Linked DNA regions of Homo sapiens: region 2 is linked to region 1. A link is a loop called in an ENCODE intact Hi-C map of the cell type or tissue named here. Cell type or tissue: heart left ventricle. All regions are shown on one strand. Links, peaks and the distances in the headings refer to the core of each region. The heading gives the core; the rest is flanking DNA. Region 1 overlaps ARL14EP (ARF like GTPase 14 effector protein). Region 2 holds the start of LOC107984419 (a long non-coding RNA gene).

Region 1 (16,900 bases), core at 4,491-12,490:
TGGTCCCACAGTACCATGTGAAATGAGGATCGCTTGTAGCTGGGAACAGTGCTTACTTCAGGGAAAACTGATTTTGATAGAACCGACTAGTTGAGTATTAAACTGTTTTGGAAATAATTTATATATCTAAGTGCTGAAATATATTTCTCTTCTCCCCACTTATTCAAATAAAAAAGTTTTAATACTATAAACTTTTCATTGTTAGCGCCACGCAGTCCTTGTCAAGATTGTTCTGGGGGACAAAAACTTGATGTATAAAGCATGAATATACACACAGTACTTAAACAGATACCATATCTGTGGTATTAAAATTTTGGGGGTGGTTGATTAGGATTGTAAAAAGACTCCTTAGGGAGTGAGGATGGAAAAGAGAAACACTGGTTAATACAGAGTATAAATAAATTTTTTGGAAATTGATTGCATCTTGATGTTGGAATTTGCTTGGATGCTATTTGGAGGATGGGGGAATGGTATCGTCTCTTTGCTTTTATTTTATTTTTTTTTGAGACAGTCTTACTCTGTTGCCCAGGCTAGAGTGCAGTGGCTCAATCTCGGCTCGCTGCAATCTCCATCTCCTGGGTTCAAGTGATTCTCCTGCTTCAGCCTCCTGAGTAGCGGGGACTGCAGGCGCGTGCCACCACGCCCAGCTTATTTTTTTGTATTTTTAGTAGAGACGGGGTTTCACCATATTAGCCAGGATGGTCTTGATCTCCTGACCTCATGATCTGCCCTCCTTGGTCTTTGCACTTTTTTAAAGACAGCTGTCATTTTGTCTAAAAGCTTTTTGTCACATGGGACATTGCCACTAATCTGGGTTTTGGGGGGTTTTTTGCATCCTAAATACAGTCCTTCAGTTAAATCAAATGTGCTCTTAGCAATTTGAAAGATTTTGTAGCCATTAAAACTCAATTTATGCAGCCAGTTTGAATTGACCATTAGAGGGTTTGTTTGTTTTTTAATTTTTTTGCTTTTAAAATGACTGGTTTTACTTTGAGGGAATGGCATATTCAGCCTTGGAATTACATATTTTTAATAATTTTAACTGTTCACTCACCTGTTACCAGAAGTACATACAGTTAGCTTGTCAGTTCCTTGATCTGTATGATTTACCTGAACACTGGCAAAAGAATATTTCAGCTTTATTCACTTAAGTCAGATGCTAGATTACTTTCTCTAAAGTAAGGAAATACTTCATTATTGAGGACATAAACACTCCAGTTTTATCTGAACATTAGGATCATTAGATCTTAATTGTTTCTACCATCTTTTAGTTTTTCTAAGTATGACAGTGCTTAGGCTTTTCGTAGGGACAAATTAAAATCAGGTTTTTTACTTAAAATAGGAATATTTTTGATGGAATGAATGACTTTAAAATTGCCATATTGCAGCATTTTTTAGAACAGACCTGTAATTTTTCAAAGACTAATACGTTTTTCAAAGGAAAATATTCTTGAGCAATTTTGCTAATATTTGTTCATCATGCCCATTTAGGGAAGCAAACTTTTAATGAGCATACAAAATGTTTACAGAGAAAGGTGTATCTGATTTACAGTAAGCTGTAATAAAGCTATGTTTTGGAAAAATTAAATAATGAGCCCACTTACTATTTTGTAATATAAAATTACAGAAATATGGAATATAATGAAATCATCTAGAGCCTCTTTATATTGTGCATAAATATTCCAGGTGACTATAAATTATTTTAGAATTAATCTAAAAAGCAAAGTTTTATAAACAATTTCTGTTGTGTGTAGATCCTAGTAGAGAAGTTAGGTCACAAATGTTGGTCTCACACAATGTTGGTCACAAATATTAAGGTAGAAATGCATGTATATATTTGAATAAAATGTCATCTCGTGATCTTTTCCTTTTTTTTAAAATATGGAAATAGCTATTTACCTTGTAACATCATATATAGGATTCTTCTCTTTTTAAAGTATTATGTTTAGTTCTATATAACAGGCTGTTATACAACCTGACAGTCTACTCTAAAACTGCCTCCCTGGCGTGATTTCAAGCAAGTAATTTTTAGCAAGTGAATTTTGAAATATCCATATATATATATACAGTGATTCATTATTAAAAACATAATTTTAGTGAGTTCTATTATAGTCTTAACTTTTTGGAAGTAAAAGACCCCTGTGAGAAGGTGATGAAAGCTATGAACTAACTTCCCAGAAAAATATCTGCATTCATGTACTCACAAATATCGATGTTCAGAATTCCTGAACATGTATTGCAGTACCTGGGTAGTATGAAATATTCTGTAAACCATTTTACTTTTTCAGTTGAGTATGGCTAAAGTGTCGGTTGGTTTGTTAAATAGTGTTGTGGGTGGCTGTTTTCAAGAAAAACAAAACCAGAACAGCTCAGTCCTTGAGCTATGACTGCCCTGAAAAATCAGATCCCACTGGCCTCATATACCCCTTCCACCTCCAAAAGGTGATTACACATTGAGTCACAATGTAGAAAACTGATGTCTTATCTGGACTGGATTTTGGTAGAGGTTTTCTACCTCCATGATGTTTGCCCTGCTTATAGCTTAACATTCTTGTGCAAAATTCAGGACACTGCCTTAGTTTTGCTGACATCTGGTATCTTCATGAAAAAAACTGCTCTCAGCTATTACTACTTTCCTTTAATCTCTTAACTTATAAATTTAACTGTGAACATGTAATTATATAATAACCTGCTGAAGTGGATGTTTTTCAAAATCAAATGGTTTCTCTATCATTCTTAGGTCTTGCCCAGCAGCAGTCAACCATATTGGGTGTTAATTTTCAAGAATGTGAGTGAGGATACAGAAATACACACAGGCAATTCTGAGTCTCTTTTCACTTATTTTTATAAAGTGGAGGTACTTGGGAAGTAATGCTCTTATCTATTTTTTTTAAATCATGAAACACAACTGAATACTTAGTTCGAAAGGTAATAGACCTCTGCAAAGTATATGTCCCAATGTGTATTTTTAATGGTATAGTTGTGAGGATTTACTAATCTTATTAAGATAATTTAACTTTTAGAAAAATACAGGAAATTTACTAGATAAAGCAGATTATTGGGATAGCAATAAAACACCTTCAAATACAAAAGGTATTTAAATTTGGAAGTATTACAGTTCTGTGAAATGCCACAACTAAAATGTGTTTTTTCCTCCTCGAAACTACAAGGGAGTGATTTCTTGGTTAAACATCCAGTGATTAGAAACTGCATTTCATGTCATTACAAGCAAACAAACGTTTTATTTTTTAAAGAGTTGCTGGCCAGGCATTGTGGCCCACACCTGTAATCCCAGCACTTTGGGAGGCTGAGGCGGGCAGATCATGAGGTCAGGAGTTCGAGACCAGCCTGGCCAACATAGTGAAACCCCCGTCTCTACTAAAAATGCAAAAATTAGCTGGGCATGGTGGGGCACACCTGTAGTCCCAGCTACTCGGGAGGCTGAGGCATGAGAATAGCTTGAACCCGAGGGGCGGATGTTGTGGTGAGCCGAGATCGCACCACCACACTCCATCCTGGACGCAGAGCAAGACTCTTACCTTAAAAAAAAAAAAAAAAAAAAAAAATGTTACCATAATCTACCTATCCTATCTTAGGTTTTGAAGCCTAAGATACGTTTTATAATAAATAGACTTATTAAAACTAATGTTTGCAAACATTGCTAAACTTAACAAATTGGCTAAGTTTCCCTTTGTTAACAAGCAATCAGTTACGCTGAAGAATTTGAAAAATGCAAATTAAATTGTTTTTTGTTATATTCTGACACCCCAAATTTATTATTTGGTCTTGAAGGTAATTGAAAATTAAATTGGTTATTTTGTCACATAAGATAAAGTAACCAATAGTAGCAGTACTGGTACCATGTAAATGGAGACTACAAGATTCTGGATAAAATACAAATTGAATTTTGGCATTAAGAGAGGTATTCAGGATTGCTTAGTGAATTGTGGTATATTGAGGTTTTTTAAAAATGCTAGCAAGCATCTAGCCATTTATGACTTAGTGAATGAGACTATGCAATGAAAATTTCTGCATAAAATACAGGCCCTACAGTTTGGTGTATGAAAATAAATTTATTATTCCAAAATAGCTCCTGACCTCTCTAAATTGGATGATAGACTTTCCTATAGAAAATGTTGAAAAAGAAACATTTTCTAATTTTTTCAGTAAAAGTTTCCATCTCATCCCCAAAAGCTGTAATTGAAAAAACATGCTTATTTTTTTCCTTGTGTCTTTTAAAGAACTACACATAGATTTTAGGGTCAGTGCTCAACTACAAATTCTTGGCAAACAAAGCCTCACACTGTGTGACATACCGACAACCCATGTTGAGAGGCTCCTTACACCTCTTGATGGGTGGGTGGATGGATGGATGGATGGATGGATGGATGGGTGGATGGGTGGATGGGTGTATGGGTGGATGGATGGATAGATCAATATATCAATTGACAGGCAGGCAGGCAGACACATCCAGTTGGTTCCCTTTCTCTGGAAAACCCTGACTAATACAGTAACCTAATTTGTTTCTATTTCAACTTGGTTCTCAGGTCCTGGCTCTAAAAATCAAATAAATTATAAACTATTAGATTGTTTGCTGTATCTGGCCTTAGATGAGTCAATAAAATATATAGTCAGTCATTTTTTACTCCTTTCTCTTGTTCATATTATCAAGTCCATTTGGTCACTGCTTGGAAAATTCTTGAATCTGCTTTGGGTTTTTGTTTTTATTTTTGTTTCCACGTCAGTTAAAGTCTGGTAGTGTTTTGCATGCCCAGTATCACTTCCCCTTCTGGAATTAGCACTCTGCAGTTGGCCTTTGAGAAACCACCCTTGTAGTCAGCCCATGTGGTTCAGATACAGTTGGCCTTACTTTGTGGTTGTAGGGTGGGTTTATCACAAGTCCTGGCCTTTGAGAATGTAGCATCTCACTAGCCTTAATGAATGTTAGAAGGGTGGATGTATGACTAGCCAGGTCAATCAAAGCCAATCAACTTCAGGCTTACTGAGACTAGAGAAGAAGTGATGCTTTTTTTCAATGAGGGTTGCTAAGTTTACAGGTTTAAGACCAGGCCTACTGGTGGCTAATCTTGGCACTAAGTGAGAATCTGCCTTAGAATGTAAACAACATACGTGAAAGTGGAAGCCAGAGACCAAGATAGATAGAATTTGGGTATCTCGATCCAGTTATGTCTGAAGTCAAACCTGGAATTTTCAGTTATGTGAGTCAATAATTTTGTCTTTTTGCACGATTGACCATTAAGTGAATACAAGGTAATGACTAGATGGAAAGTTAGCTCTACTCATTTGAGGATAAAAGATCAAGGGTAGAATGGCCTGTTTGAAACTCATGCCCTTGGGAACTTTTATCTTCTTTTTTTTTTTTTTTTTTTTTTTTTGAGACAGTCTCGCTCTGTCGCCCAGGCTGGAGTGCAGTGGTGCGATCTCGGCTCACTGCAAGCTCCGCCTCCCGGGTTCACACCATTCTCCTGCCTCAGCCTCCCAAGTAGCTGGGACTACAGGCGCCCAGCACCACGCCCGGCTAATTTTTGTATTTTTAGTAGAGACAGGGTTTCACCGTGTTAACCAGGATGATCTCGATCTCCTGACCTTGTGATCTGCCCACCTCAGCCTCCCATAGTGCTGGGATTATAGGCGTGAGCCACTGCACCCGGCCAGGAACTTTTATATCTTTTAAGGAGAGCAAACAGCTGTGACTTACCCCCACATCTTCAATCCTGCCCTGCAAAATCTTCTCATACCATTCTCATGGACCTTAACCTCCTTTAGACAAATGTAGCATGGCCTATGGTAATTTACCATGAGGGTCTGACATTCTGTAATAACAATAAGGCACTTGTAATTAAGTTACCAATTTAGGGTATTTGTATTGGTGTTACTTGCTTTTAAAGTGCTTAGCATGTTTGAAAATTGGAACTTGGACTTCTCACCCTCCAGAACTGTAAGAATTAAATTTCTGTTGTTCATAAGCTAAACAGAGAATACTTGGATAATTTTCTCTGTCATCCTATGTTTCATAGCTAGAACTCAATCCTAGGTCAAATGAATATAAATTTTTAATAGCTGTATCTGAATTAAATAACTTGTCAGGCAGTTAAAGGCATATCATTGACTTAAATTTGTGGTTTATAACACTGCTAGCAAAATGAAGTTAAAGCATCAACAGCTCCTGTTCTTCTTCCCTTTTACCCTTACAGGACTCTCAGTTCTGTGGTGTGAAAGAGGGGAAGGTGAAACTGGTTCCTGCCAAACAAAAGGGAACTCAGCACACACCTCAACATTTTCTATATGTCATTTCCAGAAATAATGATGCCAAAAAAAAAATCAAATGCATAATGACTTTCTGATACTTGACAGTGTATTTTATAAAGCTGGATATTCTTAATCATTTGTGATACAGGGATATTTAAATGCTTTCATCTTTTTTGATATTTTAGTGTATTGACATTTTTTAACTTTTTTTCAGTTGAAATTACATAAAAATATAGAGTATATTTGGTTAGACGTTCATAGGTTCACCTATTTCTGAGGTTCCTGCTTCAAAACATCTTTATGGTGATATCGACTTTCTTGAAAAAATACACAGTTCTAAAATTGGATAAATTTAGAGAAATAATTTGGTTTGCTAAACCTTGGCTATTAGCCAAAATTTGGGTGAAAATAAAGTAGGACACTTTAGAAAATGAAATTGTTTTTATACTTTATATGTTAGTCCTTTTAGGCTGCTATAATGAAATGTCATAGACTGGATAGCATACAATCCACAGGAATTTGTTCCCCACAGCTCTGGAGGCTGGGAAGTCCAAGATCAAGATGCCACCAAATTCAGTGTCTAGTGAGGGCACTTCCTGGTTCATAAACAATGTCTCTTTGCTATAAACCTCTCACAGTGGGAGGGGCAGGAGATCTTTCGGGAGCCTCTTTTATAAAGGCACTAATCCCATTCATGAAGGCTCTGTCACCATAAGCTAATCATCTCCCAAAGACCCCACCTCCTAATACCATCACTGTTGGCGTGAGGATTTCAATATATGAATTTTGGGGGAACAAACATTCAGACCCTAGCAGATATTACCACATTTCTTTATTCCACCTTTCCTAATAAGTGGCTATTTTTATCATTTCACAGATGAGGAAACTGAGAGCTAAAGAATTTAGATAACTTGCCTAGGGTCACATAGTTTATCAGTGGAAGAGAAGGGAATCTAAATAGATTGTTTGACGCCAAAGTTCCAATGCTGGTGGATATTTTTCTATTCTTCTTTGACCATTCATCTTATACATGTGAAATTCTTTCTGTTCAGGATTCATTGAAGCTATGTGATTCTGATGACTTAGGTATTATTGCAGTTTGGTTACTTAAGGTGTGTCCTGGAAGTAAAGATTTTGCCCACTTCCATGCCCACCACTCAGCCAGCTCCATAAACATGGATGGAATATGTTTCTCAGCCAATTCTAACATGTCTTTCTGTTTTCGTTCTGAGAAGTCACAGTGAAGAAGGTGTACACTTAGTGACAACAACAGCTATTTATTGTGTGTTTGGATACATAATCGAATTGTACTTTTGTCCTAACTCTTAAAAAGCCTTTGTATCATTGTTCTACCATAAAGACACGACACATGCATGTGTATGCTCATTGCAGCGCTATTCACATTAGCAAAGACATGGAATAAATCTAGATGCCCATCAACAGTGTACTGGATGAAGAAGTGTATTGGGACATATACATGATGGAATACTATGCAGCCATAAAAACAACAAAAAGAAGTGTACTGGGACATACACACGATGGAATACTATGCAGCCATAAAAACAACAGTATCATGCCCTTTGCAGCAACATAGATACAGCTGGTGGCCATTATCCTAAGTGAATTAACACAGGAACAGAAAAGCAAATACCACATGTTCCCACTTATAAGTGGGAGCTAAACATTGAGGACACGTGGACACAAAGAGGGGAACAATAGACACCAGAACCTACTTGAGGTTGGAAGGTGGGAGGAGGATGAGGATCAAAAAACTATCAGGTACTATTATAGACTACCTGGGTGACAAAGATTTGTACACCAAACCCCAACAACATACGATTTACCCATGTAACAAACCTGCACATGTATCATGCGAACCAAAAATAAAAGTTGGAAGGAAAAAATTAAAAAAAAAAAAAAAAAAAAAAAAGTCTTTTGTATCCATCTCCATTGAATGATACCCATCTGTCCAGAAGAGGGCGATATTTTACTACAAACTTCCAGTGAAGCGCTCAACCACTTTGAACAAAAACTATACATTTAGAAAATGAGTATCTTAAGGTAGAGTTGGAGGAGTGCCATTTGTTCAAGTGCTTTTGGGATAAAACGTTTCTTCTAAATATTATGGGAAGAAGAGCAAAATTTCCTCCTTCTTACCCTCCTTCTTATATAGATTGTTCTTTCAATTTGAAATCAAATATTCTACTAAAATACAGTTAAAGTGGAATATTCCAAAACTAGTCCATACTTCAATTATAAGTACTTATAATCCAGAGGAAAGAGCATGGACCTAGGTGTCAGGTGAACCTGAGTCTGAATGCTGTCTCCACTACTTGCTGGCTTTGGGACTTCAGACAAGTTATTTGTTTTCTAGAGGCCTCCATTCCCTTGCATATAAAATGTGGATAGCAATACCTACATTATAGAGATGTATAAACATTAAATGTGTCAGGTTAAGAGCCCAATGCAGGCCAGGAGTGGTGGCTCACGCCTGTAATCCCAGCACTTTGGGAGGCCAAGGAGGGTGGATCACCTGAAGGAATTTGAGACCAGCCTGGCCAACATGGCAAAACCACGTCTCTACTAAAAATACAAAAATTAGCCAGGTGTGGTGGTGGGTGCCTGTAATCCTAGCTACTCGGGAGGCTTAGACACAAGAATCACTTGAACCCGGGAGGCAGAGGTTGCAGTGAGCAGAGATCGTGCCACTGCACTCCAGCCTGGGTGACAGAGCAAGACTCTGACTCAAAAAAAAAAAAAAAAAAAAAGCCGAAGGCAAAGACTCAATAAATGGAAAATTTCTTATTCAATAGAAATAGAGTTGCCAGATAAAATACAGGACATCCAGTTAAATTTGAATTTTAGATAAGGAACAAATAATGTTTTAGTAATACTTGGAACACACCTATGGATATTTCATGAAATATATTTAAAGGTATTTGTTCACCTGAAATCCAATATTAATTGTGTGTCCTGTGCTTTTATTTGCTAAATTTAACAATGTTAAACAGAAAACTCCTTGGCACAGGGGGAAAACTAAACTAAAAATGGCTAGAGACTTCAAAAAACTTAGAATTTATTAGTAAAGGGCTTGACATTTCTAGTAGCTAGGAAAATTAATATATTCAATATTCTAAATTTTTGAATAAGCAGCCAATCTAAGCAAAGTTATGTAAAATTTTTCTTTCAGTAGAGCCTCAGTCATTTCCATTCCTATTGCATTAAACAGTGCTTTGTACATAATACACATTCAATAAATTTTGTTGAGTAAAATATTTTAAAATATGGAGAAAAAGTCATACTTTAAAGAAAAAAAAGCACAAAGCAGGAGGTGAAACTGGCAGTGCAGTCTAATTTGTGTGTTTCTACTTTCTCCCCTTCTTGCCACAATAAAAGAAGGTATGCCCCTCCTTTTTTTTTTTTTTTTTTTTAAGACGGAATTTCGCTCTTGTTGCACAGGCTGGAGTGCAATGGCGCGATCTCGGCTCACTGCAGCCTCCACCTCCCAGGTTCAAGCGATTCTCCTGCCTCAGCCTCTCAAGTAGCTGGGATTACTTTAGTAGAGACGGGGTTTCACCACGTTGGTCAGGCTGGACTCAAACTCCTGACCTCAGGTGATCTGCAGGCCTCGGCCTCCCAAAGTGCTGGGATTACAGGTGTGAGCCACCTCCTTTCTTTCTGATTAAGGAAGGTGAGTTTAACCAAGTAAGAATAAGGTTTGGGAATGAAAGAAGGGAAGAAGAAATAAAGTGTTTTGCTGTGTTTTATTTCCTGTTCAATGGGTTGGAAGTGTGCCACAGAAAGAGGGCCACACCTTGGGGTCTCAGGAAGTGCAGTATCCATAGCTCAGGCCCCACCAGGTGACAACCTTAGGTATTAAAGCAGATGCTGCCCTGTGTGGCAGCCAGCAGTGAGCTCTCAGAACAACACAGCTGTCTCTAGTCTGCTCATCCCTGCCTCCTGTGGGAAATCCTCACCAGGCTGAGCCCAGGACAGCACCAAGGGGAGGAAATAGCTGCAAGTCCTCTCACCTGGCTGGAGTTGGCTTTGGTCTGGACACTCACACCCCAGGTCTGGCTGGGTCAGTTCCCAACAAATGCAGTGTATCAGTTCCATCAACCTGGTCACACCATGCAGATCATTGTGACCGAACAACCAGAAAATGTAAGTGATGACACTTCTTGTGGAAAAGAAATCACCTTTAAATGACAAACACACCTGCCATTGGTGTCAAAAGTAGTGATTTTGTACAATGATGTTCATCACATTTGTAACACCAGAATTTGGTAACTGCTTAATTTTTTAACATGAGAAAAACAATTGGATAGCTAATGGGATATCATTATATATGTTTTATATATTATATTATGTATCAATATAATATAACCAAATAAGTTTTTGGCGAATTTTTAAAGTAATGGGGCAACATTCATAACAATGCTAATTATTTTTAAGGCAGAGTATAAAATAAAAAGAACAATTCCAAATTTGTTAAAAGCAGGAAAACACCCAAAGTGAGAGAGACTCTAAAATAATAATACAAGTTATATTTGACTTCATATGATTTTTCATTTTCTCCATCAAATGTTCTGTAATTTTCAAATTTCCTATACTGAACATGATTACTCTTATAATCATGAAAATATATATAACACTATTAAAAGGTAGTGGAAGTTGTTGGTGCTAATGATTTGTATCTTTTTCTTCTCATATAGCAGATAAGCCATGACTTTTGTGGTTAAATGTTGCAGGACCTTGGATGAATATCTTAACTCTTACCCTCAGTTACTGCATCCTTAAAATGGGAATAATTTAGGGGTTCAGAGGAGCTTCACGCAGTTGATGTGATGATTAAGTGAGGTGATATATGTAAAACTTTGTTTAGCCAGTGCTTCATGCAGAGGAAGCATTCAATAAACTGTAATTATCATTAAAGAGCAGAATATATGAGTCGTTACCTAATTCTAGCCCTCGCTTCCACAAGATTTTTCCCCCATTCCTTCCCCCTTTTTTGCTTCCTTGCTTCCATCCTCCTTTGCTTTCTTCCTTTAGGTCAGAAATAATTGACATTGGCAATTTCATAAAATTTGACCTTGCTTCTTATTTCACCTCCCATCGCAAAATGTGGGGGCAAAGAAATGTAAAAGGAAATGTTTTGCTGTTTTTTATTTCCTGTACGGTGGGTTGGAAGTGTGCCACAGAAGGAGGGCCTCACCTTGGGGTCTAAGGAAGTGCAGTATCCGTAGCTCAGGCCCCACCAGGTGACAATGATAGGTGCTAAGGCAGGTGCTACTGGGAAATGAATTCCAAAGGATGAAAAGACAAAGGAAGTAAAGCAGGAAAGCATGATACTCCAGAAGTGGGAGGAAAGGATAGTCCACTTGTCTATCAGAGACAAAGGGTCTCTGTATCTGTGTACCAAGGAAGGATGGGCCCACACACAGCCTTGGGTTCTGATGCGTCACAGAGAAGCCCAAGGAATAGCCAAGTACCCAGAAGACCTGGGCAGAAGTGGGTTAGGTTGTCCAACTCAACCCTCCACCACTGAGACCTGGTGGGCAAGAGGAAAGAAAATGAACTGGAACCACAGCATCAGGAATTTCTGTTAAATGCTTCATTTGAAACTCTTTAATAGTATTCCTGACAAATAGAAACTCTAGAGGGAAAGTAATCTCAGCACAATCCCTTCAGAATAAAACTGAAAATGAAGAGCCTCTGTGATGATCTATGCCAAGGCCGCCTGAACACATTCTGGCCATGACTCAGTTTACCAAATGCACTCATGCGGCCTGCTGCCCTGCCTCCTACCACAGCTCCTGCTTACATAGCCCAAAGAGCCAGCTACTATTTATCGTATCTGCCAGGCCCCATCAAAGGAAACTCCACAATAATTTTCTGAAAAACAGGGTTTGAAATGGCTCAAAATATAAACAAATGAACCATGAAGTATTTTAAATCTAGAATGGGGTAAAACATTATTTTGTTTTTATACTAATAAGTATGTGCCAGGTACCAGGCTCAGGTGTAATCCTTAAACAGCCTTATGGGCGAGGTGCGACAAATTACTGCTATATTTTGCAGACAAATGGAAGCACCCCGAGGTAGTTTTGTTTTGTTTACTCCTTTGTCTTCAGTACCTACGAAACTGGCTGGCATGTAGCAGGTGCTCAGTAAATATTTGTTGAATCAATGAATGAAGTTAAGTAATATAAATAAGCCACAACCAGGTTTATGCATATATGCACATACCCATATTTATGCAGGAATATGCAGGTCATGCCTAGGCTGGCTTAACTCCAAAGCTTGAGTTCTCAATCACTATCTCCAGTAACCTCTTTACCACTGATTATGTGAGTCTGGGAAGGAAGACAAGGCCTTGCTGGTGCAGGCACTTTCCTGCATGACACAAAGATAATATGTCCTTAAAAATAACTGGATGTGGAGCGCTTTCCCCAGGGTCAGTGTTTAGGCATCACTAATAATCCAGTCCTTTTCTGCCTTAGGAATATGTTTACATATCAGCTATGAAAGCTGAAGACTTCTTTATAATATGATTCTCCAGGCTTTCTGTTATACAGAATGATAAATTACAGGCTAGTACTCACCAAGTCTCTAGATAAAGGCAAATGCATTTCTAGTATCACTTTAGCAATTGCTTGAGGGTTTTGAAAGTCTCTTGAAAACAGGCAGTTGAAGAAGTTTCCCCTAAGAAATTCTTAAGATTAGGACTTGAGAAGTTAAATGGAATTTCTATACCTTTTAGGCGCTATCTATTCGAAGGTGAACAGATTGAGCTTGCATTTCTCCATGTGATTAACATCAAGCGCCCTGTGTTGGTTGAAAAGGTTCATTAGCTGGAAAAGAACTTAAAAGGCAGGATGGACAACTTCAATTTAGATAATTGTTGGATGTGATGGAGTGCTCTGCAAATGGGTCTGCATGGGGCTGGGGCGGGGAGGAGCACCATCTACTAAGCACTGTAAAGGGCTCTCAGAACCCACAGGCCAGTAAATGTTTGAGTGGAGGAAGCATGACATATGGGATCAGAGGCTCTGAGTTTCAGTCCCGGCTCCATCACTTACTAGCTAGGTGACTTTAGGCAAAATCACTGTCTCTTTGAGGTTAGTACATCATCTGTAAAAGTGACAAGGATCGTGCCTAACTTTCAGGTTGTTCTGAGGATCCAGGGAGATAGCTGAGGTGCCTTGCAAATGCTCTATACAAGGGTTGGAATGATTGTCATCATCATCATGGCAATCGTTATTACCAAGTGAGGTTGCAGAGGATTCAAACACGAGCAAGTACATCCATCCTGGGTTCTTTTAGGATCTGAAGTTAATATAAGTTTGAATGCTTCTTTTACAACAAGTATACAAAATTATAAATTGCTGCCTTGAAAAAAGCTTCATTGGCTTCCCAGTAAATACTCCTCTGCCTCCACAAAAAGAGGTATAATTGTGGTCAATAGCATGGACTCAGGGAGGCACACTACCCAGGATTCAATCTTAGGTTAGCTGTATGACCTTTGGCAAGTTACTAAACCTCTCTGTGCTTCTGTTTTTCATTTGGAAAAAGGTTGTCATGAGGATTAAATAACTTAAAATATGTAGCAGGGCTGGCAGAGTAAGAAATATATGTGTTTATCATCACCATTTAAAAAAAAATCTCATTTCAAGGATCTTTTCATCTGGGAGAATGAAATATAACAAGTGCAACCATGACTTAAGACAGAATGTGGTGAGTGCTATAAAGGAGTACAAGACATGAGTTCTGGGGATGAAAAAAAGAAGTCGCATTTACTTGGGGGGAACCAGGAAATGCTTTGTAAAGGATGAATAGGGAAGTTTTCAAAAAGCAGCCCATTACAGGCAGAAAAAAAAAAAAAATAGCCCAAGCACAGGCTCAAAGGTGAGACTTGGTTTGGCATATCAGGGGACAACAAAAGTCTGTATTTATGGACTTAGAGAGAAAGCAGGAGAGGAACCTGGAAAGGCAGATTGGGGCCATAGAGTGAAGGGCCGTGGGCGCCTGTTTGAGGAGTTGGCAGGCAGTGGAGAGAGGACATTTGGCTTTCGAGCAGGACAAAGTCAGGATTAGCACATGTGGGCTGGAGGAAAATTAGCCCGGCAGCATCAGCAGGAGGGACGGGTGGGTTCAATGCCACCTACTCATCCTGGCAGAAGGGGACAAAGATGACTGGAGTTCCTCCACATTAACAACCCAAACAATTTGGAACATGCCGCCAACATTAGGCAGGGCAATCATTTCTCTGAAGTCTGAAGAAAGAACTGTCGCTTTGTAGCTTTTCCTTTCTTTCCCCTATTCATATTGGTGTCAGAGTTTAATTTCCCATTTCATCTCATCAATATAAAATGTGGGGAGGGCACGCCTCTGAGAATGGAGCTGTCACCCATCCCAGTCCACTGCCTGGCACTCATGGGCTCTGAGCAAAGGGCTGACAAAGGCTTTTCTGGCACAGGCTTATCTTTTCCTCCAGTGGAAACTTCTTCCATCTTCTCTCATTTAGACTAACATTTTGCAAAACTTCTTTTTCTGCCACATTTTGGAGTACATTTCTTTTTAGAAATGAACTGTTTTTGTGCAGGCACCTTGCATTTTAGCTTTCTCCCCAGCCAGGTGGGGCTGCTGCATGCAGCACACTGCACAACCTAAACAACTGTATGTGGCAGCCAGTGACCTAGTCAGGGCCTTATTGCAGAGGACAACATTTGGCATCTGCTTCAAGGCGTTCCTACTCCTCTGGGAAAGGCAGTTCCTATGTGTCCCCACGAAGATTCTGCCTCCTTGGTTCCAGTTGGTCCAGAAGTGGGTATCTGACTTCAGCCAAACCAATCAGCATCCTTCCCTGGAATGTTCAAAACTTAAACAATAGAGAGAATCAGCTCCTCCTGGTTGGTAGAAACAACAGGATTTGAATGGTGGGAGCACACATAAGCCAGGTTCCCAGCACAGGGAAGAAGACAGTCTACATAACAGAAGAGGAAGCTCTGCCATGAGAAAAGTGAAGTTATGGTTCGATTTGAGTTCCTTTTCCAATTTTCCCTGAGGACCATCTCCCACCTTGTTCTACTCTAGGTTAAGTGTGATGCCCTTTTAGAAATTTCCTTCTTCTTTTGCCTAAACTATTTCAAGTTGGATTTCTATCCATTTTGAACAAAGGGACCTGACTCATATACTTATGCTCTCACCCCTTGCTCATCAATCAAAGTTTACTCAACCTGTCTCCTTTCTTTTCAGTGTTCCAAGGGGTGAACAGATAATTTTACTGCTTCTAACATAGATAATAATGTATTAACCCTTAATAATCACAGTAAGCACTTATATATTGCTTTTCCATTTTCAAAATGATTTTTCAATCAGTATTTCAGTTGATCCACATAAAGATGCAGAGGAAAGGAGGGCAGATAATATCTTCCTCATTTTATGGAATAGAAAAGTTAGATCCAGATAAATTAAGTGACTTGCCCAAGTTCCCCATTATTTTTTGCCAGAGCCTGAATTTCAGACCCTTTCTCTTGTTTCCAAATCCTGCATACTTTTCCCAACACCTTCTTGCTTTCGGAAGTAACTCCAGGCTTAGACTTTTGGATATTGGTGAAGGCCAGTGAGGAAGACAGTGTGATCAAGGGGACCTTCAGAGGATCCTCAGAACTCTGGTGAAGCAGCTGTCTACTCTGCCTATAAGGAAGGGGGTACTCCTGTGGCTTATGTTCAGTGGGACCAAGGAAATAACACATGGCTAGAACAAGGATGAGGCAAGGGAAGCGCCAAGGGCAAATGATTCAAGGAGATGCTTATTTTCAGGATTGTACAAGGGCCTGCCCTGGCCCCATAACATCATTAAGGCCATAGCTGCAAAATTCAGACTTTAGAAGTGTGTGAGATTCTTCCTGAAATAAACACACATCTTCTAGGCTGACTTAGTTATAGGAAGAATGTGGGATGGAAGAATCAGAAGACCAGAAACAGGCACTGGTGGTCAACTTTACCACGCCTAGCATCTAGACATCATTGCCCAACCCCTTTGCTCAGTGCCTGCCTATATGATGGATTCACTTGACTAACCATGCTCTCAAAAAACATATTTTTTCACTCACTCCAGCCCACAAATGTCCTTAAAAGTAGATTCTGAAGTAAAAGAAAATTACAATCACATTCTGTTGGAAACCCAGTGAAAGCAAAAGAAATGCTTTAAAAAAAATCAATATTTTTAACCCTAAAGTAGATCCTAGAGATAATCTATTTCACCTTGGATTTCTGTCACTTTTGACCAAAGGGTCCCAATTACTATACCCATGCTCCTAGGCTGCTTTCATCAATCAAAACTTACTTGTCCTGTTTTCCTTTCTTTCAGTGTCTAAAGGTTTATCAGATCAGAAAATTGAAGCTGATACAACTTAAGTGGCTTTCTCAAGGTCACCCAGCTGGTTAATGAAAGGTGCTGGGTTGGAATTCAGGTCTACTGAGGCACAGTGCTCATTCCACTATACTGTGAGTCCTACACTGAGTCCTGGACTGAAACAGTTATTTCTCAGCTTTAATACCAATCATTTCACGTATGTACAGTACTTAGAAATTTTCTGAGTGCTTTGCATTTATTATTTCATTT
Region 2 (16,900 bases), core at 4,295-12,294, 520 kb after region 1:
GTGCATGGGAGCCATACAAAATATGATACTCAAAGAAGGGCCAGATGGTTGAAGCTTAAATAGCAGTTTGAGCTATAGAAAGAGGCTCCTGGAGGGTAGTGGTGCCAAGCTACAGGAGGGTGAGGGGAGAAACTGCATTGCAAACAAAGGTTGTCTTATTATGCAGATAAAGCCTTCTGAGGGTTACTACCCTCAGAAGAATAGGTGAAAAGTCTATCTGGCAGTGTATCCTGGTCCTGGAGGCCTTTAGTCTCCTCTCCTGCATAGGAATTAATCTTCTCTGGTTAATGTAGTTTCCAGGGAAAGAGTTTACAAAAATTGCATGCCCTTCTGGACGGAATTCTCTTAATCAGATGAGGAAAAACTCAGAGAAAACCCCTTCTTGCACTTCAGGAGAGAAACAGGACTGAGGGGAGAGGGAGATCAGAGAGACTTTGTTTCTGATGCTGCTTCTTTAGATCAAAGTCCCCAGCATGTCAAAGCACCATACTCTGGGGTATTTTTTTCTGAGCCCAGTAGCCTCAACTCTGAGTACAACAAGGAAAAGTGGAAATTTATAGTCAAGAAGCAGAGTTGTGGGGGGTAGAGAGGCTCAGTGTGAAAACTGGTAAGAGGAAACATTAGGGATAAGAGGGCGATAGCAGCTAAAGCAACCTAATGGGGTTCTTGCTGAAGGCAGGCCAGGGTGACATCACCTGAGGGATGGTGGAGCATGAAGAACCTGATTAGATATTAAAGGTGATCAAAGATGGAGGATAGCTGAACTGACTTAGCAGTGTTCTTTTTTTTTTTTTTTTGAGACAGAGCCTCGCTCTGTCACCCAGGCTGGAGTGCAGTGGCGTGACCTTGGCTCACTGCAAGCTCTGCCTCCCGGGTTCACGCCATTATCCTGCCTCAGCCTCCCGAGTAGCTGGGACTACAGGTGCCCGCCATTGAGCCTGGCTAATTTTTTTGTATTTTTAGTAGAGACGGGGTTTTACCGTGTTAGCCAGGATGGTCTCGATCTCCTGACCTTGTGATCCGCCCTCCTCGGCGTCCCAAAGTGCTGGGATTACAGGCGTGAGCCACCGTGCTCGGCCAGCAGTGTTCTTGCTAGAGCTAGACAATGCCAAGATGAACACAGAAGTCCAAAAGTAGAGGACTAGTTGAAAAAAAGAGTTCAGAAGAGCCTGAGTAGAGTTTGGTCAAGGAGAAACCTATGTCATTTAACAGGCACAGCTCTGCTCCCACTGGAGGAGGGATTCTTCTGGAAGCCTTCCTTTCCTCATCCAAACTGCTTCCATTTCCTTAGCCCAGAAATGCTGAATGCTGGAAGAGGGCTGCCATGGTTTGAATGTTTGTCTCCTTCAAAACTCATGTTGACATTTTAATTGTTATCATAACAGTACTGGGGGCTGAGGGCCATGAGGGCTCCACCTCCATGGTGGGATTGGTACTGTTAGGAAGGGTGCCTTTAGCCTCCTCTTGCTCCGTCTCTCACCCTCTCGCCTTCTGCCATGTGATGATGCGGCCAGAAGACACTTGTTAGGTGCCATCACCTTGATACTCAACTTTTCAGCTTCCAGAACTGTGAGCCAATAAATTTCTGTTCATTATAAATTACCCAGTCTGTGGTATTCTGTGATAGTAGCACAAAACAGACTAAAACAAGGTCTTTATTGTGATTCTAAATCTGGCCTAAATGATATCACGTAGTCTGTTAATTTTTTATATAGATGCCCTTTGTGTCACATTTTCTGCTGGCTTATGTGTCTTTTAATCACACCTCACAGCAACAGGAGCTACTTGACAGGGTGCCACGGTACCAACTTTTTCATCCTTGGATGCAATTTCAGAACGGTATTCCATCAAAAGGAGCAGCAGGATTCTATTAGAACATCTCTTATCTAATACAGAAACACAGTTCTGTCACCACCAAATTTTCCAGTTCACAAATGCTAAGAGTTTCAATACTATTACAACCACATAGTTCAACGGGATTTAAAACCTATTTTTAAAACAGTAGACTGGATTCATCTTTAATACATAGACCGAGTTTTCCATGTGTTCATATGCCACCTAGTGGGCTATATTACATACAAAATGTAAAACTGATCTTTTGAATTATAATCTAGCATTTTCTTCCTAAAATTTGAGGTCCAAGTGACAAATCTTAGCCAGTAAAATCTCTAAATTTAAAAGGTAACGTTACATATTCAGCACAGAGTCAGTTTGAAAGAGACCAAAATTTGGAATTCCTTTTAAACATTTCATCTGCGGCGATTTAAAACAAGAAAATATCTCCATCAAAGGGTTTAGGTTTGAGTTACCATTGACAGTAGTGGAAAGACAAACTGGTGAAAAATAAAAGTAGCCTATTTTATCTAAGGGGGTTAAGGTGTGGAGCAAATAGAAAAACAAGACTTCACAATTCAAAGTAGCTGACAATTTTAAAGATACATGATGTTTCACAACCTCTTGAAGGATTAGGCATTTTTAAGGCACCTCTATGTTAGGTTAAAGCTGATGTTCAAAAAGTAGTTATTGACTGTTTACCATGTGCTGAGCACTAAGCTAGGGACCGAGATAAAAGAATGGGCAAAACTAAAGAGAACTCTTGCCCTAAAGAAGCAGAGATCTGCTACTTCAGAACACTCTGGATTTTGCCACTGAATTTTACAGTTAGTATTATGACACCGTTTTACACATGTTTTCATTGACGTAATCCTAACAGAATTAATTATGCTGTTACTAAAGGGCAGAGTGAACTCAGTTATGGTGATTACTGACTTTCCAGAGTTCTAGGACTGTTAGGAGAGCTGTAGCAGCTATGGAAGTAAACTGTTTTTTTTTTCTTTTTCTTTTCTTTTTGAGATGGGGTTTCACTCTGTTGCCCAAGCTGGTCTCGAACTCCTGGGCTCAAGTGATGTTTTTGCCTGGGCCTCCCAAAGTGCTGGGATTACAGGAGTGAGCCACCACACCCATCCCTGAGGAAGCAAACTTGTTGAAGCAGTTTGGTCTTCTCACTGACTGAAGATGAGAGAAATCTTATCAGCTTGCTATCATGTGATTTTGGGAGAATTCTTCATACTTGCCTGGGGTTAGCTTGAGAATTGATCATCTTCCATGGAGTGCTTGAATCATTTCCCATAAGGCCCAGAAACGGAGCAATGAAAAGAGCTTAAGATAATGAAAAGGGCCAATGTCCACGAAGTTGGAAATTCAGTGTATACCATAATTCACAGACTTCTCCAGTATTAAATGAGTAAAGAAGGGGAGAAGCTAGGGGACTGCACTGAACTTCCTGCTGTTCTATTGTTTTGGTTAAAGCAGTAATTGCCCTCAACTCTTTTTTGGCTTCCCAAGCCACTCTCCAAAAAGCACCATCAAAATTTCCAAAGCAACCAAGAAGTCTAAAGAGCAACCTGATGCTTTGAGTAAAACACATGGAGTTAATCATGGAAGTTTAGGTGCAATGCTTCCTACTCTTCCACAACCTACTTTTGATATACCCTTCCTCTCAGTATATGTATATCTCAGTATATGGAACCCGGCAGTATAATCTCTATCGAAAAATGTTTCATGCAAATGACTACCAGAATGAGAATCTTGGCACTGAATGATATCAGATAATTTGCTAAAGGTTGGTAAAATCTTGGTGAGCACTCAGGAGAAATGGCAAAAAAGAACAGAGTTGATGTGGTTTTTACCTGTAGTAAGAGAAGTATAGTGAAGTGGGTAGAGCGGAAGCTCTGGTCTCAGGGCCACCCAGGTTTGAATCCCATCACTACCACTTCCTGGCAGTGGAAATTTTGGGTGAGTGACTTAACCTCTCAGAGGCTATTTCATCATCTATAAAAGGAAAAAATGACAGAATCTCTGAAAGGGTTGTTATGATGATTAAATATCGTAAGTAAAGTGTTTATCACAATGCCTGGCATATAGCAAGTTTTTAATTTAGTTGAGGCAGCTATTTTTATTATGATTTTTATAATTATTAATATTTATTATTCTAGTAAGCTTCATTTGGAGATGTTTGGCTGCTACATTTAGTTCTGGATGACACATTGTAAGAAGGCTATATAATATGAATGAGAGAGAAATTAAAGAAGTTTTCACCAGATGTATCATGAAATCATGTTGCCCAAGGACTGAGTGTGAAAGTTACAGCCTTGGAGAAGCATCACATTGGACTTCAACTATTGACAGGCCTCTCATTTGTAAGAAGGGTCAGGCTTGCTCATTGCAGCCACAGATAAAGAACTAATCAGAGAGAATAGAAATTACAGGTACCTATATCTCAGGTCGATGTAAGAAAGAATTTTCCTCAGAACTATCAGAAGGGAGAAGGGCTATGTGGTAAGGTGGCAAATTTCCTGTCCATGGAGATGCTTACATGTGGAAGACCAGTTGCCATGGGTATTACGCCGGGTGGATACAGTTCAACTATTCAATGAATATAGGATTAGGTGGTTGTCCAAGGCTCCTTCAATGTTGAGATTTTCTGATTCAAGGAGAAAGAAGAAGAAAAAGACAATAAAAAATGCCAAAAGGAAGAAAAGGAGGGAGGCAGCCATCCCTGTTTCATTTGTTTTCTCCCTCCCTTCTGGGGAGTGTGGGATTTAGCAAGGGCCACCACTAGCCCATAAAGTAACTTTGTCCAACTTCAAAAATGGCACCCCTTCTGAGCTGATGTAACATCATGTGTTCAGGGCTTGACAATGTGGGGGTGTCCTTGTGAAAATTATAAAAAGAAGTTTCTTCCTCTGGGCAGAGGCATTATGAGAGGAATGAACACTGAATTTCAGTCCCCTCTTGCCTTCTCAATCTGCACCACTGTATGTGGCAATGCTGGCTTTACCTTTCTGGCCCTTTCAGTGTGTGTGTGTAGATAGTCTTTCTCCTCAGACCATTGTTACCCGGTTGGAGATGGAGTCTAGGCACTGCTTTCCCTTTCTAAGTCAAGCAAGAGAAACTGGTAGTTGCCTTTAAGTCTTTTTCAGCTCTTAGAACTTGGGAGTGTGACTTGAGCAACATGATCATTATACCCAAGAGCATGTGCTTAGAAGAAAGCAAAAATCTGTGGAAAGCATTATAGAATATTGGATCAGTAATGATGGATGTTTATGAGTTTTGGCTACCAGCATACGTTTTCCTGCTTTATAGTATCCCAGTTTCTCCTTGTGTCTGTAACTGAGGTGAGAGATTAATGCTGGGGGCTCATCTTCTACATATCTTTCCTCTCCCTGTCCTCTCAGCCAGGATTTGAGCATGTGAATGGAGCCTGGTCAGTCAGGCACGATCTTCTCTCCTGAGACCTTGAATGTTGGGCTGGTCTGGAACCAAGTTAAATAACAGGAAGTTATTCACCTACCTGCCTGTCTTCCCCAGGTACCATAGATTTCTGTGTCTCCTGCTCTGCTTCCTACCTTCAGCTTCTTGTTCTCCGGCATCCCTTCAATTCTGTGAGCCCCCTCTTTCGCTTCATGTAATCTCCTCGTTGCTTTTGTTGTAAATGATAGATTTCTGTTGCTTGCAACCAAGAACTCTGAAATACCAATATTAAAGTTGAAAATAGCAGCACTTGTTAATGATATGAATGGCTCATAAATCATAAAATCTCTACTACTAAAAAGACTAAATTGTTTTCATGCTGAGATGGTGTATCACCTCCTGGCCCAAACTCCATTCCTGAAATAACAAAAATTATGATGTTAGCTTTATATTTATTGAGCATTAATTGACTGTTGAGCTAAGTGCTTTACATAGAACATCTCACTTAATTCTCACAACTCATCCAAAATAAATATTAAGATTTTACTCATTTTATAAATAAAGAAACTGAGGCTGAGAGTGACTTGCTCAAAATTGAGGTAGAAAGTGGCAGAGCCAATATTTGAACCCATGTCTGAGTCACTCCAGAAACTCTGCTTATAACTACTGTGCTGTTCTGTCTCTTCTTCTGCCTGACTGACTTACACGTGGGGAACATTTTTAAAAATATTTCTTCGAACGATGAAATAGTCATGATAAATCAAATAATGAGAAATTAAAAAAAAAAACCCACGCATAAATTGTGAATTAGCTTCAGGAAAAGGCAAATTCAGCTTATTTACAGAGTAGCTGGCTGTGTCTTAGCTTTCGATATTTATGTGTTACCCTTGGGACTCCCCGTTTCCCCCTGTTTTGGGTGCACAGTGCATGGGAGCAGCCATGTATTTCAGCTGGGTCTTTCCTGCCTGTTAAATATCTATTGGGCTAAGCACTCTCCAAGCTCCCAGCAAGTTCATTAGTTACCTGAAAATATCTACCTCATCTGTCATCAGCACTCAAATGGCCTGAGGGATTTTTCATTTCCACTCCATTTTCCAAACTCTTTCTAGCATTTACCTCCCACATCTGGAATCAATCCTGACCAGCAGCAAAATGCTGAACAGCCGGGCTCCTCCCAGGGCAGACTTTCTTTCTCCCAAGGAGAGACAAGAATACATCGCATATGAATTAGCCATTCTCTTCTAGGGAAAACTGGCAGCAGAGGCAGCTTCTGCATTCTAATTTGCTCATCTAACCCCTTCATCTTTACTTGTTTAAGCAAAATATTTAGTTTAACATTTTCAGTCATTAGAGCTGAAAAAACACACATATTTTTAAACTAGATTTTATTTGTGTTGCAAATTGTGAGTATCCTTCAAAAATATCCCAGCTCGTTATCCCTTTACTCCCTTGGTAGAAAAGATTTTTAGACAACAGTCTTAGGAAACATCACTGACTTCCAAGCCTCAGTACCATTGCCCCACCACTGTTGCCGTCACCACTTCCTAGAGAAAAGAGAGTATCAGTTTGCCAATGACAACTAACTCAATTCCAAGGATGATTTAAACATTTGATTTTATGTTATTTTGGGGATTGTTTTTGTTTCTAGATAGTGTGGAGGCCAGCTTCATAGACTTCTAGAATTGCTTTCTAGGGGACAACATTCAGATCCTTGTGAAGGAAATATAGTTAATTTATTATAGATTATTATTTTCCTTTTGGTGGGGAAGGACTGCATAGGAAAAGCTGACCTCAAGAAACTAAACTCCACACATCTTTTTACAATTATTCTTGAGAATATCTTCATGAAAAAATCACAAAAAGTAAATGGCACCAAAGCTGCTTTCTGACAGCCCCTAAGAAAATATGTATGGGACATGCAGATGGGAAAAGTCAATCTCTTAATTGGATGAACTGCATAATTTTACTAATACAGCACATCCTGCCCTTAATTTTAAATCATCCAAAGTTGTTTTTTTTTTTTTAGTTCTAGAAGAAACAGCAATATAAAAAAATTCAAAATGGCCAACATATCTCAAGATATAGCCCTCAGCACCTGCAGGGTGATTATCTCTGCTGACAAAGTGAAATATTACTATGGATAATAGAAAGTTACAAAAAAATAGAGAGAAAAACTAATGAGAGGCAATCAGGAAGCTAGAAAGGCAGTTTTCTACAAAAGATTTCCTAATTTAAGATAGTGAATAATGTGCTTCTGCTCCCTTTAAGGTCAATAATCTGATCATCAAGTGTTTTGAGTTGTAAACAATTTTGAAATATCTACACCGCACCGGGCATTGTGCGAAGTCTCTTCTCAAGTTAACACATCCACCATGCTCCCAGCGCGTGCACCAGGCACTGTGGGGATGCAAATGAACTGCAAGAGCCTGCTCTGTCCTTTTCTTACATAACTAGCCAATGCAATGGTGAAACCCCTGAGAAAGCAAATCCAACCTCCGGATTGAGGGGATAAAAACAATGTGAACAGTAAGCTCTTTGAAAAGAAAACCGCTTCCCTATGGTAGAAAATAAGGGGGAAGGGGGCCCATGCAGGGAGCCCAGCAAGCAGAAAAGGTAGGCCCTAGGGAGTGTGATATTACACAGGAACATAATGGGGTTGACTGCATACTTGTCTAATTACTGGAGCTATTAAAATCTCTATAATTTAGATTCAGTCAAAAAAAAAGGCTCGTATAAATGCACACACATGCTCCCGATTGGATTTTATGAATCCATTCCTCTCGATTCTAAAAGGACACCACCCTGCTGTGTACATGTGGCTGCTAAACCTGAATGACCTTCTCCCCCTGGCCCTGCCCTTGCCCCCTGACTAGTGTACTCTGTTACTGTAATAAGCAGTTCGGTTAGATAAGGCGATGCTTGATGGAATCATCTGTGTTGAAGCCGAATTATAATGCCTCAGTCAACGGATTTAATCTAAACCAAATGTTTTGGGATTCTGAAAGCTCCAGGAGCAGAGAAAATATAAGTTTTATATTTGCTGAAGTTCAAACAGAGAGCAGACGGAGAGATTCCAGAAGCTCAGAGAGTGGTAGCAAAAAAAAAAAAAAAAAAAAGTGTTGTTTCTCCTGAGTTCAATCAAAGGAACAAGTAGGGTGCACTTTGCATTCACCTTCTCCTTTTGTTTTCTCTTCTATGAACTTTCCTTTCTCTTGACATATTATCTGCTAATGTCAAAATGAACTTGATACAGTAAGTACGTAGCATATGGTAGGTGCTCAATAAACACTTCTGGAATAAACAAATGGGCCATGGTTAGTGTAGGGGTTTAGTGTCCACGCTGTTAGTCTCATACTTCTCTAACCCCTTTCTTAGCCATGAGTTGAGGCAAATTTACTTAACATCAGGGCCTCAGTTTCCAGATATGCAAAGTGGAGCTAATAACAGTTGTGTGGATTAAACAGGTCAATGCATCTAAAGTACTAGCATAATGTCTGATCCATAGATGGTAGTTTCCTAGCTAACCTTCATTAGCTTTCACACCAGTGCTCTTACCTACTGGGCAAGACTTCCCCTCCTGAGAACACTGGCCATTTCCTTTTAACTGGTCTTCCCCACACCCTTCTTTCTTTGTTTTAGTTAAAGATGGGATTTAAGCCTGAAACTTAGACCACCTCTTTGAGAATTCCTCATTTCCTGGGCACCTCCCATATATAAATGGGATATACACATTAATAAACTTCTGTTTGTGTTTCTCTTGTTAGTCTGTCTTTTGTTAGTGGTCTGTCCCAGCTAAGAACTCAGAAGGGTTGAGAGAAAGTTATTTTTCTTCCTCTACAGTACATATGCCTAATTTTGAAGACTACTACTTTCATTAAAAACACAGAAAAAGTACTTTTCCATGCTTCATTTTATCTGATGATAAAAATAACTTTTTGGGGCTGAAGGGAAATATTACTATTCTCATTCCACAGATAAGAAAATAGATATGTCCCATGGGTGGTGAGAATCAAGCTACAGTTGAAACTCAACTCTACATTTGATACTCAACAAAGGTTTAACGAGCACCTACTGTGTCCCAGGCACCATGCTGGGCTCTGGAAACAAAACAGTGGATAGCGGTCTTGAAGGGCATCTTCAGGCTCCTAGTCTAGTGCTCTTAATAATCTGATAATTTAGCCAATGACATTGACATTAATTCATAATCCAATATGTTTTTACATATCAAAATTTAATAGCTTTAAGGAGGTTTCTAAATACCTTAAAAGGAGTCAGAAGACACTTTTTGCAGGATTTATAACTAAAACTACAGTAAACAGTGACTAAATTAACAGAAGTACAGTTGTAACATGACTTGGGAATAAAATCATTGGAAAGTCATCTGAACGCTTGGCAACATCACCATCTTAGATAAGAGATAAATGCACTAAAAGTGTAGCAGTGGAAATAGCTGGGGGTTCCAACCCAAGGTGCCCCATTTTTCCATGGCCAAACAGCAGGGATTTCCAGGTAGGCTCTGTGCGTTTACAGGCCACTCCTCTGCTGAGTTTCAATCCCCAACTGCCAGGCCTGTCAGTGTTCCCTATTATTCTCCTGACAGACAAAAGGAAAGCAGTATGTATTCCTTCTGCCTGTAACAGGAGCCAGCAAAATGGCTTTGTGATTGTGAGACATGTCAACTTAATTAGCTTTTTTCCTTCCAGGTAATAAGGGTTTTCTCCAAGGAATGACCAAAATTAACAACGCAGTTTGAGGAAGTTGATATTTCCTTCTCTTTTCCCACTTAAGATTCCTAGATGCAAAAATCACACCCACACATGCTAATAAATCTACATGGTTTATTGTTTTTGAATAAAACAAAATAAGATATTACTACAGAGAAAGTTAGAATCACTTCATCTGACGCGTATTTAGAAATCATCCATTTGAGAAGTCCAGATTACGTATCCCCCACACCTTAAAGATTATGGAAATGAGAAATATCTTCTCTTTTATCAGAACTTCTTTATTTGGAAAGTTCTGTGACAAACATCCACAGTTCTGTGCACAAACATTTTTTGGGCTGGGTGTGGTGGCTTACGCCTGTAATCCCAGCACTTTGGGAGGCAGAGGCGAGTGGATCACCTGAGGTCAGGAGTTTGAGACCAGCTTGACCAACAAGGTGAAACCCCATCTCTACTAAAAATACAAAAGTTAGCTGGGTGTGGTGGCAGGCGCCTGTAGTCCCAGCTACTCAGGAGGCTGAGACAGGAGAATTGCTTGAACCTGGGAAGGGGAGCTTGTAGTGAGCTGAGATCGCGCCACTGAACTCCAGACTGGGCAACAGAGTGAGACTCCATCTCAAAAAAAAAAAATTGCATATCTGTATTTTGTGAGATTATGGCTTTCCAAAAGATTCTTAAAGAGCTATATAAACCAAATCAACTTGAGAACTGCTTCATGATTGCCTGTCGAAGTCTCAAATGTTGTCAATTCATCTATAAGTAATTTCACATAACTTTTGGATGTTTCTTCAAACTTGGGATTTGAAACCAATATGTATAATCATCAAAGATATATTTTAAGGATATAAGATGTCTAGTTTATACCATGACATTTCTTTCATTTGCACAATTTCGAGAAGTGTTTCTTTCCTCTGAAAAGCAGAGAGGACTATCCCAGTATAACTCCATTTAATTTCACTCTGAGGATTGTAGTTTCTGAGCAGCTGACTGAAAGGAAATTCTATAAAGCAGATCCTCTATTCCCATTGTACTGTTGTAATTTTGGTTTGCGGCTCAGGCCAAGAGTAGAAGAACTGAACCTCATGTCCCCATCATGTTGCTGTGGGGTGGGACTGATGAGTTTTATCAGTGAGCCCTTGTGGGTAGAGCTCTGTCCCAAGTAAATAAAACCAAGGGTGTTCCTGCCCTCTAGGCACTTATCATTTAGTTGGGGAGACAAAACATGCAGTCAGTGTATATGCTTTTTTTTTTCCAATAAGCCACACGATAAACTGGAAAAATTTAGAGAATGTATACAGATTTCACTGGCATACAAAATGTCTATGGCTAACAATGCTCTCGATTATGGTATGTCATACTATGAATTTATGGATATATTGTCTCATTTTTCAATGTTCATTCTTCAAAATAGGCCCATTGAAAAAACTGAGTTATTTTGAAGGATAAATTTATTTTTTATTTTTTATTTTTTGCAGAGGCCTCCACTTTTTATTTCAGTTGTACTCATCTGTCCCACTGTGCAAATGGAGTCACACGCTCACTCAATTCTGAGAGGCCTGGCCAAGGCAAAGAGAAAAGATGCCCAGAGCAGTCTGTTAGAGTTGCATTCTCAGACTAATATCTTTACAGTCTTGAGAAATCACTGTCAGGGTTTATTTAAAATGCAGATTTTTGAAGGATAAATTTTACGACTAATTTTTTTTAATAAACTATGCAGGATTGTTATTTAGAAGATTTGCCAAATTTAGAGTCTTCAGCGATGGAAATAATTGGCCTTCTTGTCACAGTCTTCTGTTTATAAGTGGGTAAAGAAAGTTTTCTTTCCTGTAAGGTAGAGAGAGAAACAAATCTATATATATGTATATACATGAACACACGCACACACATACACACATTTATATACACACATAGTATATATGAAGTTCAGTAGAATTTGCTATTGAAAAAATTATCAGAATAGGTGCATTAAACTTGATAGGGTTTGTAAAATTTATAGAGGCATCCCCTTCAAGGCCTGATGTGAGTTATGAAATCTAATTTTGTTTTCATAGCTCTGTGATAAAATTTTATCAATGTTATAAAAGGGGTCTTTACTAAGACTGACCGGAAATCTGAACTATCTGGCCAGGCAATAAAAACACATTCCTTAGCAGCAAAGTGTCAGACAAGCAAGGTTTAACTAAAATTGATCGATAAGTCTTCCTTTTACAGTTGAGTGCATTCAATTTACCTCATAGGATAATAGTTTTTTTTTTAATGGTTTTTCCATTAATATCAGACATCAGTGTTAGTAAGGAACAAGAAAGACATAAAAGAGAGAGGCATGTCATCAAGAAAGAATGTTGCAATCTTTAATGGTAGGGCACTTGTGCTATGAAGAAGGCTTGTGTGGGTGAGGTTTGGGGATTTTTGTTACTGATTATTATGGGTTGAATTGCATTCCCCCAAAATTCACATGTCAAAATCCTAACCCCCAGCACCTCAGGATGTGATCTTATTTGGAAATAAGATCATTGCAGATGTAATTAGGTAAGATGAAGTCACACTAGACTAGGGTGGGCCCCTAATCCAGTATCACTGATGTCCTTACAACAATGGGAAAATTTGGACCCAAGGACACAGGAAGAATGTCACATAAATATGAAGGCAGGGATTGAGGTGATGCTTCTACAACCCAAGAAATGTCAAAAGATTGCCAGCTTTTCTTAGTCTATTCAGGTTTCTATCATGAAATAACATAGACTGGGTAGCTTAGAAAAAATACAAATTTATTTCTCACTGTTCTGGAGGCTGGGAAGTCTATGATCAAGGTGTCGGCAGATTTGGTGTCTAGTGAGGGCTTGCTTCCTGTTTCATATGGTGCCTGGTTCCAATGGTGCCTTCTTGCTGTGTCCCCACATAGTGGAAGAGGCATGGCAGCTCTCTTGGGCTTATTTTATAAGGGCACTAATTCCATTCATGAGGCTACTGCCCTCATGACTTAATTAGCCCCTAAGGGTCCCAGCTCTTACTACTATTACATTGAGGATTGGGTTTCAACATATGAATTTTGGAGGGACACAAATTTTCAGTCCACAGCACCAGCAAATCATCAGAAACTAAGGAGAGGAATGGCACAGATTCTTCCTCATAGCCCTCAGAAGGAATCAGTGCTGCCAACACCTTGATCTTGGACTTCCAGCCTTCAGAACTGTGAGACAACACACTTTTGTTGTTTAAGCTACCCCTCTTGTGGTACTTAATTATGGCACCTACTGTGGTCTGAATATGACTTCCAAAAGTCATGTTCTGTAAACTGACTCCCCAATGCAACAACGTTGGGAAGTGGGGCATTTTGAGAGGTATTTGGGTCATGAGGGATTTACCCTCATAAATGGATTAATGCTGCTATAAAAAGGGCATGTGGGAGTGGGTTTGCTTTCTCTTGCCCTTCCACTTTCTGCCCTGTGGGGAAGCAGTAAGAAGACCCTCACCATACACCAGTGCCTTGATTGTGATCTTGGACTTCCCAGCCTCCAGAAATGTGAGAAATAGATTTCTGTTCTCACACCTTGGGTTGGGCATCCAAATGTAGCTTACCTTGCCTAACTCAGTTGTCATCAGGAAAGTCATCCAAATAAGCGGCAACTAAACCATAAAAATGATCACTTCAAGGCATCTAGTGAACTCATTTTCAGAATTACCAAGACCACATCTAACATTTCTATTGCACTGAAAACTTACAAGGGGTTTCTAGGGAACCTAAATGGAAAAAGCAGGCTTTGAGGTTAGGCAGATTTGGGTATAAATCCCAGTTCTGCCACTTATTGGCTGGTGCCTTTAGCAAAGATATTTCACTTCTTGAAAGCCCAGCTTTCCCGTCTGTAAAATGTAAAAGTAGTAGAAGAAATATCTACTTCGTAGGGTGGTTGTGAATACTGAATGAGACAGACAACATTTATGTAAAAGTCCATTATGGTGCCCGGTACAGGTAGACACTCTAAAAATGTTAGTGCCCTTCTCTTCCTGTGTTGATGATCTCATTTGAGTCTTATGCCAAGAAACTTTCCCAAGACTGCAGGAAGGTAAGACTCAAGTCAGGCCTTTGTCTCCAAGTCCAGGAATCTTTCCCTGGAAGGAGTGACCTCCAGACCTTGGCTACCACAAAGTCATGCTATGACCTCCCTCTGTTGCTCTGGTGAGATTTAAATTGGGCTTCTGAAGGTGAAGGTGACCCCATATGCAGATCCTGGTGAGCACCTGTAGAAAGGACCTACTAAGCAGATGAACTTCCAGGAATCAGCTGGAAGAGAGAGAGAGGAAAAAATAAAATCATATCTTCCTAATCATATCACTGAATTAGAATCAGACTTTTAAAGCTGGGTGCAACTTTAGAGGAATCTGCTCTTTTCATTTTCTAGAAGAGGATGTAGCAGCTTATATGGTCCCTCGGCCAGTCAGCATCAAGTTGGATGATCTCATGAGTCCCAGCCCAATATTCCTTCCATTCTAATTAGTGTCCTGAATACCCACAATGTCAGCTCAAGAATGGAAGAACCAGAATAGATCCAAAGATATGTAAAATAGTCTCAGAATAAGCCTTTGTCATTGAAGAGAAATGTGGCTTTAGTGGAATCAAGATGCTTCCTAACTCTGATTCTTACACCAAGACAAGGTGAAGGTGGATTTCAAAATGGTGCTATAACTGCAATTTAGTAGAGGGGGAGGGGTGCATCCATGCTCTTTCATACCTGCTTTTTTTTTTTTTTTTTTTTTTTTTTGATATGGAGTCTTACTCTGTTGCCCAGGCTGGAGTGTAGTGGTGTGATCTCGGCTCACTGCAGCCTCCGCCTCCCGGGTTCCAGAGATTCTCCTGCCTCAGCCTCTCAAGTAGCTGGGATTACAAGTGCCCACCACCACACGTGGTTAATTTTTGTATTTTTAGTAGAGATGGGGTTTCACCATGTTGGCCAGGCTGGTCTTGAACTCCTGACCTCAGGTGATCCACCCACCTCGGCCTCCCAAAGTGCTAGGATTACAGGCATGAGCCACCACGCCCAGCCCATACCTGCTCTATAGAGAGGGTGAAGTTTGCTCATCTGGGCCTGCAGCACCCAGGAGCTCCTGAAAGAGCTCATGGCAGTTTCAGAGTAGACAGAGGATGTGAGAAGCAGTGACTCTTGTTTGGAAATCTTCTAAATTGGCTGACTCCCATTTACATGCTGTTTCTGGCAGCAGAGATCAGTCTGGGTCACCTCTATGCTGCTGAGTAAATATGCTCAAAATTATTACTATTTCAGACAAATGTTTAACTGTTCTCAGATTATCTATAACACCCCAGGCCAAAGTCACAGCAATCTAACCTGGGAGTGAGTTTACTTTACTTTGTGATTTATGGAATGAGAATTCTGGGTGCTCTGTGGGACTAATTTAATACGAAACATTCAGATGTCTGTCTTATAATGCCATTCATCTTTCCTTAGCCTGCCTGCACCAGGGAGCATGTGGTTCAGAGAGCAGCCTCTCCCTTCTCAGCCACAAATCATCACGCTTGTGAAAGGGGGTGACAAGTCTTCCCTTCTAAGCCAGGCTGCCTGCAACAGAGGGTCTGTCTGGTCTCTGATGGAAGAAAAGTGTTTTCCACTCTTTCAGGCTGTTGGAGTGTTTTGAAAGGTACAGTTGGCAAAGTAGGATTCCTAGTCAACATTGCTTTGGTTTGCCTTTTGGTAAAGGGAATTTAGTCAGTCTATACTGTCTTATCAACAGGTGCAGATTTGTTTTATAAGAAGGCAATGTGATGTTCTATGGATTGACATAATGCACGTGAGAAGAAAGTTCTACAAAAAGCTAAACTCTGATTCAGTGTAGTACTTACATTTGAAAAGCAGATATTTCAATGCATGGCTAAAAAGGAACAAAAATAAAACTTTTTAAACCAACAAGTTACCCTAAATCTCACATTCATCCAACAAATATTCATGAACGCCTGCTATGTAGTAAGGGCTATTCAGGCACTGGGAACACAATTCTGAACACCCTACTTTCATGGAGTTTGCAGACCAGTGAGAGAAAGGGCATGTCCACAGTGGTAAGTCCTACAAGGGTGAGCAACAGGTACAGGGGGAGCACATGGAAGGAAGTTCCCCACACAGTCATATAAAATGACATGAGAAAGCTGCAGGAAGAAAATGTGCAAAATCATGGAAGTAAGAGAGAATATACAATCTTGGGGAATGGGGAAAAGTTTAGCATGGGTGGAGTGCAGAACTCTGTGAACAAAGGGCTGAGAACCCAGACTTCAGAGCCAGGGGACCTCCGGATTCCAAAGGCCTTTGGGCACAGGGGAGCGAGTTTGTCCTGCATTTTGATGGCAACAGAGGGCCACTTAAGCTCTTTAAGTGAGGAAGTGACATGATATGATTCTTATTCTAGAAAGATCATTCTGGCTACAACTTTGACAAAGAATTCGATAGAAGCAAGGCTCTGGGGGTGGGGGTGTGTGCAGTGACTAGTTGGAAAATCAGTGTTATTATACCAGTGAGTGATGGCAGTGGTCTGAAGTCAGATAGGGTAAGTAAACAACTTTGAAGTACTTACAAAATCCTATAAATGCATCCCATTTTACTCATATTAACAGTTGTATGTTTGTGCAAATGGAAATCAACCTCTGCCATCAAGTCATTTCCTGAGTGAGGCAGAGTCCTGTTGACCCTGGTATGTGCTGTTGCTGCGGTGCCTGTATTGCTGGTGAAAACTCCCTGAGACACCTCTTGAAGACACAGCTTTGGTTAAATGTATAGATGTGGCCCATATCAACCTTCCCATGGGAGCTGGGTGTTATCTAATGGATAACACTGCTCCATGGGTGTCCTAGAGAATAACGACTATTTCCAACTCAAAGCACAGCAGACCACTGTCACACCCAGTGAACAGAACTCATATTT

What was found. A loop is a pair of places that touch in the nucleus more often than their neighbours do. Peaks named below come from ENCODE experiments on the same cell type or tissue, not always from the same donor. Only the 100,000 strongest peaks of a DNase experiment are listed, where the experiment ranks them.
Region 2: a loop joins it to region 1, with 7 times the contacts of the local background. A loop is called at or near these places in 79 of 110 quality-filtered maps.

Annotation. Positions count from the first base shown.
Region 1 is chr11:30,338,037-30,354,936 of GRCh38, forward strand. ARL14EP (ARF like GTPase 14 effector protein) reads left to right here. Exons shown (of 4, transcript NM_152316.3): 4 at 1-187. Among named protein-coding and RNA genes, the nearest start is that of ARL14EP, 23 kb to the left of the region's middle. RefSeq lists a silencer at 4,932-4,981. In heart left ventricle, for the core only: a CTCF peak has its summit at 8,258 (motif pointing right); no DNase peak of the experiment used is centred there.
Region 2 is chr11:30,853,532-30,870,431 of GRCh38, forward strand. It overlaps DCDC1 (doublecortin domain containing 1), which reads right to left. Exons shown (of 39, transcript NM_001387274.1): 39 at 10,072-11,801. LOC107984419 (a long non-coding RNA gene) reads right to left here and starts at 5,667. Exons shown (of 5, transcript XR_001748485.1): 1 at 5,409-5,667; 2 at 4,376-4,483; 3 at 3,690-3,831. It overlaps LOC124902656 (a long non-coding RNA gene), which reads left to right and starts at 16,034. Exons shown (of 4, transcript XR_007062643.1): 1 at 16,034-16,526. In heart left ventricle, for the core only: no CTCF peak of the experiment used is centred there; no DNase peak of the experiment used is centred there.